2 separate regions of the Mus musculus genome follow, and region 2 is linked to region 1. A link is a contact called in ENCODE Hi-C or POLR2A ChIA-PET data. All regions are on one chromosome and are shown on one strand. Each heading gives the region's core, a stretch centred on a gene start or an enhancer-like site at or near the end of the contact. The rest is flanking DNA. Distances are from core to core; before and after follow the strand shown.

Evidence for each region. Hi-C counts contacts between places; a loop is a spot of excess contacts on that map. ChIA-PET counts read pairs that join two places held with the same protein, here RNA polymerase II (POLR2A).
Region 2: a loop to region 1 is called in a map of v-Abl transformed pro-B cells, with 3 times the contacts of the local background. The contact joins the enhancer-like site here to the promoter of Fancc in region 1. A Hi-C loop is called at or near these places in 3 of 37 maps with a recorded cell type or tissue (T-helper 1 cell, adrenal gland and v-Abl transformed pro-B cells). POLR2A ChIA-PET finds 5 or more read pairs at or near these places in 4 of 5 experiments (Patski and embryonic stem cell).

Annotation. Positions count from the first base shown.
Region 1 is chr13:63,428,190-63,433,100 of GRCm38, forward strand. Fancc (Fanconi anemia, complementation group C) reads right to left here and starts at 3,556. Exons shown (of 15, transcript NM_007985.3): 1 at 3,261-3,556.
Region 2 is chr13:63,526,196-63,531,030 of GRCm38, forward strand. It overlaps Ptch1 (patched 1), which reads right to left. Exons shown (of 24, transcript NM_008957.3): 16 at 952-1,094. Among named protein-coding and RNA genes, the nearest start is that of Ptch1, 37 kb to the right of the region's middle. Within about 2 kb of position 2,161, at least 1 of the 3 ENCODE cell types and tissues checked has a DNase peak (open chromatin) inside an H3K27ac peak, as active enhancers do.

The sequences.
Region 1 (4,911 bases), core at 2,306-4,805:
AATAATCTTCAATATAAATGTGACCAAAAGGGCAAATCTCATATACTAACACTTACTAAGAACACTGAAAAAAAATGATTCTAAACAAATGATAAGGGCTGGCAAGATGGCTCAGCAGGTAAGAGCACTGACTGCTCTTCTAAAGTTCCTGAGTTCAAATCCCAGCAACCACAAGGTGGCTCACAACCCTCTGTAATGAGATATGACGCCCTCTTCTGGTGTGTCTGAAGACAGCTACAGTGTACTTATGTATCATAATCAATAAATCTTTGGGGCTGAGGGAGCAGGGACTGAGCAAGCGGGGACAACCGGAGTGAATGGGGTTGACCAGAGTGAGCAGAGGTCCTAAATACAATTCCCAACAACCGCACGAAGGCTCACAACCATCTGTACAGCTACAATGTACTCATATACATAAAAATAAATAAATCTTTTTTTAAAAGTGACAAGCTAGTGAACAGTCATATTGAGATTACAATTCTCCCAGAGAGATTTGTAAGTTTGTTTAACATAATGCCTCTCAAAAGCCATCATAGCAGTGCTTTAGGGAAATACAAGCTGATGCTATAAGGCATGTGTAAATGTAAGAAACCCACTATGGTAGGTGTCACTGAAAACAAGTGTTGATGAGGATGGATCAAGACCCTCACACACTGCTGCTGGGAATGTAGATGGCCACACAATTAAATTTACTACATAGCCCTGCCCACCCACCCCACCCCACCCCCAAAATCACATAACTGTTATTCTTAATGACTAAAATAATCTCAACCTAAATGTCCATCACCTGGAAATCCAAACACGGAACATACAATATACTAGTCATCAATAAACAGGACTAAACGACTGATACATGCTACTACCTAGGTGAATCTCAAAATCATTATGTTAGGGGGAAAAAGCCAGACACAGTTACCTATTTCATATTATATAAATGTGAAATGTCTAGAAGAACTTCCAAGAAAAGGTTAATCTATAGAACAAGAAAACAAACCAAAGGCTGTCTGAGACTGAGTGGAGCCAGGATTGGCCACAGATTTGTGAGTCTAAAACCATTAAAGTCATGCAAAGAATTCTGAGTCTGAGTTCCGGCCCCCACTGACCAATTCCAAATTCATTTCATAGCTTATAAGTGAATGTAGCCCCTCAGTGATGGGCAATTTCCAAAAGCTAAGTGTGATGGCCCACGACTGAAGCCCTGGCTCTCAAAGACACAGGCCTGACCTCTGGATTTAAAGCCAGCCTGACCTGACGATATGGGAAGACCCATTGCAAGAGGAGAGTGATTTGTACAAGGACTCTTTCTTCTCACAGCAGAAAAGGCTCAGAAAAAGGATGATCAAGGCCTATTAGAGACTCCTCATGCCAAGGAACAAGAAAAACTTGTATCTCAAAAGGAGGGGATGATTTAAGAGTGGGGCACACGCCTTTAATTCCAGCACTTGGGAGGCAGAGGCAGGCAGATGTCTGTGAGTTCAAGACCAGCCTGGTCTACATAGTGAATTCCAGGACAGACAGAGCTACATAATGAAACTTTGGAAGTGATGGGGCAGCACAACACTCAAGCACTGTATTGTTACCTAAATCTGTGAATCCTTGTATTCTCTTTTCCAATAATACTAGATTTTCAGTAAATCACTGAAAATTAATTCATTTATGTCTAAGAGAAGACTTTCATATTAAAAAGTTAGCTAATCAGAAACCATAAACACCACCAGAGAATATGCATATCATAATTACATTAAGATTTTTAAGGAGCATTTCGGGATGAATTCTAGCCTGACCTGAGGCTCTACCACTCCTGTTATGGTTCTATCACTAGGATGAAATTCCTTGGGGCCTCTCTGTGGCCTAGAAAATCCAACCAACTTCCTACTGGCCAGGATGGCCTCCCTGAAGTAGCTTTTATAAATACAAGATTGGTGTAATTCTTGCTGGAACTATTTGCCAAAATATGGAAGCAGTTAAGAGCCCCATTCATTTAAAATGTGCATACAGCTTCACATGGACAACAACATACGTGCCATGACCACTCACACAAGGGAACACTGAAGAGGGCTGGGGAGCTAGCTCAGTTGATAAGATGCCTGCCATTACAAGCATGAGAACATGAATTCTATCCCCAGAACACACGTTCGTTGCTGTGTGTGCGTGTGTATTTAAGGTTTTAAGTGTGTGGCCCACATTTGTCATCTCAGCAATGGGGAGGCAGAGAAAGGCATAACCCCAAGGGCTTGCAAAGTCAGGTGACCTACAAGCCAAATGTGATGGGTGTGAGGAGAGGCGGGGGACGAATAAGGAGGGAAAGATGGGGCACTCCTGACACCACCTCTGGCCTCTACATACACACACATAACCGCCAGTTGTTCAATTGTGAGCGTTAAATCTGCCATTTGGAAGCACCCTAAAGGCGAGGGCCATCCACAAATAGGTATCTCACGTCGGTCACACCCGCTTAGATTAATTTAATGAGGGATGGGATTTTTCGAATCATCTCATACTAGAGGAAAAGTCCAGGCACACAGAGGTCTTCAATATCATTGGCCTGTTCCAAGATTTTCATCCAGCACCCCCTCCAAGCCCAAGCACCTAAAAACTGTTCCAGTAAGGCAGCAAGACAGCAAGACACAAGCATTAAACACTCTCAGGCCTTGAATGGGCCTCTGGGCCTGTCACTCAAGCAGCTGTGGGAGGGCGATCTTGAGACCCTGAGCAGAGCTGCTCTAATGGATGGCGAGCAATAAGCTTCACCTTTGCCCCAGTCCTTCCAAAAGTACCTGCGGCTACGTTGAAACCAGAGGGAGAGGATTTGCTTAAAACAATAAAAATAAAAATAAATGGGGACGAAGGGTAAAGGACAGATGCCTCTCTACCATCGCCGCGAGCCAAGCTCACCAAGCTTCACCTTGGGCCTTAGACCCCACCCCTCACTGTCGGTCCCGCCCCGCCGGGCTCATCTGCGATGGCGCAGCCCCCCTCCGGCTCCTCTCCCTTGTGGAGCGGCCCCTCTAAGTCGTGCGGGCTCCCGCCGAGATCAGTTTCCGTGTGGTCACGCCCACCGCGTCTGTCGGCCACTGCCAAGCTGGGTTCAACTCCCCGATTAGCCACGCCCCTCACCGTCGGCCTCACCTCCCACCTGGCTCTAGCCCCGCCTCCCGCCAGGCCCCGCCTCCTGCCGGGCTATATCTTCCCCCCCCCCCAACCCCCCACATCCCGCCCCGCCCTCCCGCGGCTCGCACCCGCCCACCGTAGCTTCTCACCGTCCTGCCTCAGCTCCACCGCGCCGCGGGAGCGCGGCTCGCCCACGTTGAGACTCGGGCGCACGTTCTCGCGAGTCTTCTCTGCCCTAGCAGGAAACGGCGGTCTTCCCGGGTGGTCCTCACCCAGAGCTGCCTCAGCAGACTGGGCCGCGGCGGAAAAGAAGCCACCGCCCGGCTTCTGCGGCTTGAAAACTTGGCACAGCCTCACGGAACTTTTTTTGTTTTGACGTGTTTGGAATTTTCCCGCGGCCGCAAGGGAGTGGGGCTGCGCGCGCGCTCGCACGCACGCGCAGTGCACTCTGGGGCCCAGCGCGCTCCCGCGGCATGATGGGAAGATCTGAATCTCTCCTGGAGGAAGTGGGCGACTACGGGCTATAGCTAACTCGCGGCGCCGAGTGAGGGCTTTAGAGAAGAGAGAGCCCTGGAATGTGGTTCTTGAGAGACGGGAGTTGCCAGATAGGTCAAACTCCACATAGGGTTCAAGCCTGCTGGGCCCAACCACAAACGAGTTTTGTCTGTGGTTAGTGATCGCTCCAATCCCTAGTCAGGCCCATGTACTGCTTAGTTCAGGTTCAAATCGGTTCAAAGTTGCATTTACGCCACATAAGTGGAAACTTCTTGTCAAGTGAGACATGGCTTATCTTTTATTCTTGAATTTTTAACATTACATTTGTGTGCATGCCAGGTGAACCTAGAGGTCAGTTTGTGGGAATCAGTTCTCTCACTAATGCAGGTACCCAGTCTTCAACTTGGTGGTAGGAGCTTTTACCTGATGAGCGAGCCATCTTGCCAGCCCTTTCTTAAAGATTTTCAAATTTAGATCTGCATGGTTATTTACAGATGTTTGAATTGGGGAAGAGTCAGGATAACCTTAAACTTTTAGATTTTTTTGGTTTGTTTGTTTGTTTCGAGACAGGGTTTCTCTGTATAGCCCTGGCTGTCCTGGAACTCACTTTGTAGACCAGGCTGGCCTCCAACTCAGAAATCTGCCTGCCTCTGCCTCTGCCTCTGCCTCCCGAGTGCTGGGATTAAAGGCGTGTGCCACCACGCCCGGCTTAAATTTTTTTTTTTAATTAGTGCCTAAGAACCATTCGTTGTAATAAGACCACAACTTAGTGCCTTAAAAATAACATGTAGGGAGGAATATATGCCTGTAATAAATAGCTCTTATTTAAATACTCTGTTGCAGGATATTTGATCATACTGTGAATCCCGAGGTTGTATACTAGAAAAAACTATCTCTACACGTGTGGCTTAGCCCTAGCACACTCCTTTAATCCACGATCTTTCTGTTTATTGTAAATTGAATTTGAAAGAGAAGAATAAAGACTAGCCGAAAGACATTGGGTTGTAGAAAAACAACTGCTGAATTAGATTACCTGTATGCTTTAATTAAGGGAGCGGTGTAACAGATAGCTTAGCCATTAAGAGCACTGGCTGCTCTTCCAGAGAACCTGAGTTTGAGTCACAGCATCCACATGGCAGCTCACAATTATTAGTAACCCCTGTCCAAGGGATCTGATGCCCTCTTCTGGCCTCCTTCGGCACCACACTGCACAAACATTAATAAGTCATAATATCCACACACACAAAATAACAACATCAAAATTTAAAGGGAGACCCCAGGGGAACCTGATCCCAAAGTAACATG
Region 2 (4,835 bases), core at 911-3,410, 97 kb after region 1:
GGCTGGTCTGCCGTACCCTTGTCAGGCCCGACAGCTCATTGCACGCCACTATAAAGCATCAAACCTCACACTCCACAATGACTCTGAACAATGTACTTTGTAAATCTGTCACCTTTAGTGCCAGCAAAAGGGAGAGAGGACAATATGCAGAGCTGACAAGGAGATCATTAACGAGATGTTTTCTGCCTGAGGATAGGAAACTACCAAGAGCAAAGAGGCCTGGGACTCACCCCAAATCCAGGGTGCAAATGCAACCCCTGAGGAAACCAAATGGGATATGCTAGAATCCAAGTACTTTGAATACAAGATACTATCCAAAAGAACAGCTTTCAACATACTGTGGCGTGAGCTGCATGGGGAGGTTGCATGCTTCTACGCCTGCTTACGTTTGCTATATTCAAGAGCAGGTAGCTGCCCACACCTACACTCAACATCTACTGCTGAGGCCAAGCTGACCCCAGAAAGCATTAAATAACTAATCCATCCTCAACCTCTAGTGACTTTGCTCATCTTCTAAGCCACCCACCTACCCAACCTCTGTTCAAATGATTGCTCTCCAATAAACCCACCATCCCATGTCTGAATATAACTGAGACCACTATACTAATGTATTTTCATATAACACATATTTCAGTGTTCAATAAACTCTGAAAGCCCAGTATGGGTTGGTGCTTCCCACCACTGGGAAAAGCACACAGTGTTAACATACTGTATTTTTGCCCATTGCTATTGTGTTAGAGGCAACACCTGTCTGTCCCCTCCTCTTGCTTGACAGGCAGGGAAAGGGAAGTTTTCTGGCTAGCTCAGAGCCAGTTCAAGCTTCTTCCTACCATCTCCTATCACTTCAGGTTCTCATGGGACACAAGGTGGGATTATACACTGCCAGCCCTATTCCATGGGTCAGCTGCCTAGATGTAATAACTGCTCAGTGTCCTGAAACATCGGGAATACCTGACTAATGTCGATGGGCTTGTCTCGGCTGCCAGTCTGCACCAGGAGTTTGTAAGCGAGGACCCCGTCATCTGATCCATTTTTATAATTGTTTGGCATGATCCTCCCAGTTTCCCAGTCACTGTCAAATGCATCCTGAAGTCCTAGAAACAGAAACATGTGCAACACATTAAAACCTGGCCTGAGAGCTTTGGTCCAGAGGGATTAGGCTGAGGACAGGAGGCAGGGTAGGCGACTTGTCTGCAGTTTTCTCTCACTTAAGGAAGGACTCCTGATCTGCTAGTGAATGAACTGTGGTGCTAATCAAAAGATGCTCAGAGGGAAGAATAAAACACACACACTTTACTTAAACTAAGGAACGAAAGCCCAGGAACAAGACAGATGGCTTAGAGCTGCTGTTCTTCCAGTGGATCCAAGTTCAGACCCCAGAATCCACTCTGGAGGGCACACAACTGCCTGCAACTCCAACTCTAGAGATAACTGTCTCTTTTGGCCTCTACACGCACATCACACACACACACACACACACACACACACACACACACACACATCTTTTAAAGAAAACAAGCAAAAAGAAGAAAAGGAGAGGAGGGCACGGCAGTTCATGACTTTAATTGCAAAACGGAGGAAGCAGAGGCAGGCAGATCTGTGAGTTCCAGGACAGCCATGGCTGTATAGAGAAACCCTGTCTTCTCCAAAAGAAAGGAAGGAAGGAAGGAAGGAAGGAAGGAAGGAAGGAAGGAAGACTGAATGAGAGAGTGGGAAAGGGAGGGAGAGAGCAGGTCTCATTATGTATCTCTGCTTGGCTTGCACCTTGACTTCACTATGTAGATCAGGCTAGCTTGGAACTAACAAATCCACCTGCCTCCCAAGTGCCAGGTTGGCCTCCCCCCACCCTTCTTCCTGACTAATTGTAGCAAGAGAAAGCAAGGGGAAAAGACACAGACCATATCCATTAACCATTTCACGCCACACAGGGAGATAGGTCAGGAGTTCCTCACCAAGACCAGAAAATCCACCCCAAGCAGAAAAAAAAAATCACATTCAAGCTCCCAACTTGGCTGCCCCTGGAGCCAGGGTGAGGGAACACAGCTCTGTCAATCTGATCCATCTGTTTGACTTGTGCAGCTAATACAAGCTGTGGGACCTGCTGCCAGGCCATGTAAAGATCACAGCCAGCACCTATTCACTCTCCCCCTGTTCTCTTCCTCCCTGCCACCCTTCCTTCTGAGTGGAGGGCTGTGTGGAGGAGAGGGAGCACAAGGAAATACCTCACAGGGGAAATTTGGATCAGTTTGAGAACAGGAAGCCACAGGCCGACACAGGGAGGCTCTGTGGGGCTCTGTGAGAACAGATGACAAACCGCAAGCCCTGGGCGGGAAAGAGTGAGCCTTCTGGGCTTGGGGGATGGGCGAGCCCACCAGCTCACCACACACAGCTGGGCTTGGCCGCTGTAATCAAAACCATCATTATAGACCTGACAGTTTGGCTACAGCTGTAAAGAGGTAAGCATGCTGGAAGAGAAGACAGGGCCCTGGTGACCCAGACTTGGAGCTGAGCACTGCCTGGGGGGTGCTCTCCCCAATACCCCCACCAGCCTCACTGCACACCAGACACCTCCCAAGTAGACCCCCCAAGTCCCAGCTGCTCAAGATACCCCCTGCAGCAGACACATCTACTCAGATACATTTTATTCCATTTCAGGACTTGCCTAAGGGCACTTCAGAAACTAAAACAAACTAAATAACAACAACAACAACAAAAACACACGGTCTGTGAATGCTTAGCACAGTGAGGTGTTTGGGAATAGAGAGAGGGGAGAGTTGGAGCAGCCTTTTTAACAAAAGCCTCCCTCCAGCATTGTTATGCAGTGGGCTTTGTTTTTAGGAAGTAGGCTGGGTCACCTACAGGCCCTGGGTAGAGGGACCACCGGGGTGGCAATCTCTCCCACAGCTTTTCACAGGTTTGCACAGAGAGGCAGCACTACTCTACACAGATGTTATTTTAAGACCCAAAGCTCTTCCCCACTCCCACTCTGGAAAAATAAAATAAACAGAGAAAGACAACTGGTCCCCCAACCCCCTACAAGAATCCTGGTCTGTTTTCCAAGCAAGGAGAGAGGAGAGCTTTTATTACTTCAGACTTATGTGGGCCTCTTGGCTCCAGGTAGTCAGCCTTCAGCTGCTTACCTCCTGAGAGAACCAATCATGATTCCCATTTTACAGATGAGAGGACTGAGCCTGGTGACAAGTCACAGCTAAGCTTTGAGCCCAGGCAGCCTAAGGCCAGCCATACTCCACATGTATTACTTAGAGTGGGTTTTCACAGGTACAGTGTGCTGTTAGAAGTAATTGCAAAATACATGGAAAATACCAGAAGCTTAGCAGCATCTGCTGTCAAAGCAGGTAACTGAGAGTATATTTGCAAAGGTATAGTCACAGAGACTTCTGCAATACCTAGGGATCTGTGCATGTGCCCTGCCACCAACTTAGAATGAATTTCCTACAATGCTAGCCCTAATGTGCTCTCCAGCTATGGTCACCAACAGTAAAGTTCTTTCAGGGCCCCTTTAGTATTTTCTGACTGACCACTGAAAATCTGAACTTCCACAGGCTGTACACCAAACACTTGCCCCTTGGCTGACATTTACATTCCAACAGTTTACTGCAAACCCTTACATTTCAGCTGCAGTTCTTTAACTAGAAACACTTTACACGGAAAATTATTTTGAGTCTAGGCTAAAGGAAATTACCCAAGTATATAAGCTCCTAGAAATGAAATGATAATGTATTTTGTTCATGTAAGTCAGTGTGAATAAAAAATGAACACCCCCTGTACATGAAGCAATTAGATTTCATCTCCAACTTTACCACAGATGTCCTGAGAGATCGAGATATTATTTCTCAAAGGGAGAGTGCTTTCCTGGGTTCTAACCCAGGGCTGACTTTCAAAATGGCCTGTATTAGCCATTAAGTATGTTTTAGGACTGAGAAAAAAACAAAGTAACTATTGGAGTGTTGACAGACACCAGTGAGCTGGCAAAGTTTAACGGACTTCAAAAGCATAAACAAGAATTTGGAAGAAATGTTCAAAGACCCAAGTAACCAACCACTCAGGAGGTCTAAATAATGCCTCTGCAAGCTAGAGCCCTGGTGTCTGTGACCAGTGCTCTGTAGGATCCAGAAGGCATTACAGCCCCAGGGCTGCATGGTATCCTGCCATCTTAGCACGCATGGGCACAAATGTCTGGGGCTGGGTGTTGTTTGCTTAGCAGCCACAATGTGGTTCAAATATACCGATATCTATACATCTGAATGATTTGGGTCTTCCGTGTGCTTGCCCTTCTCAACCTTGGCCTACCTCACCAAAGGGAAGACACTGGAGAGAGCATTCTACAACACCCTCCTCCACTCAGCACAGCAGACTTCTTTGTCATTGGTGGCAAGTTATTTGCATGTCTTTGGTGAAAGTTGGGATGGGGAGGGGACTGTGGAAAAGCAGAGACTCTCTCAACAGTTTGGCTCTTTGTTAATTCACTACTTAAAAAACAATGCCTTGTGAAACAGAGTAAGAAACTAAAAAGTCAAGGGAATTCAAGTTACTCTCCAGGGTAAAGTTATGCTTTCTCCACCATCTCCCAAAGTCGGACATGGCGCACAGGTATGGGCAAATTCTAGTCACTGCTCAACACCAATTCCTGTCAAATCAAGTTGTTTATCGCCTAATGCAAACTCAAAGGGAAAGTGGCTGTCTTAAGACAAAAAGAGGGGCACTTAAATATGTGTTTAAACAAGCCTAATTAAGTGGGAAATTAAGACAGCCACTGGGATAATCTAAGCCAACAAATACTGGAGTCAGAATTATTTGGGTACTCCAGTAAGAGT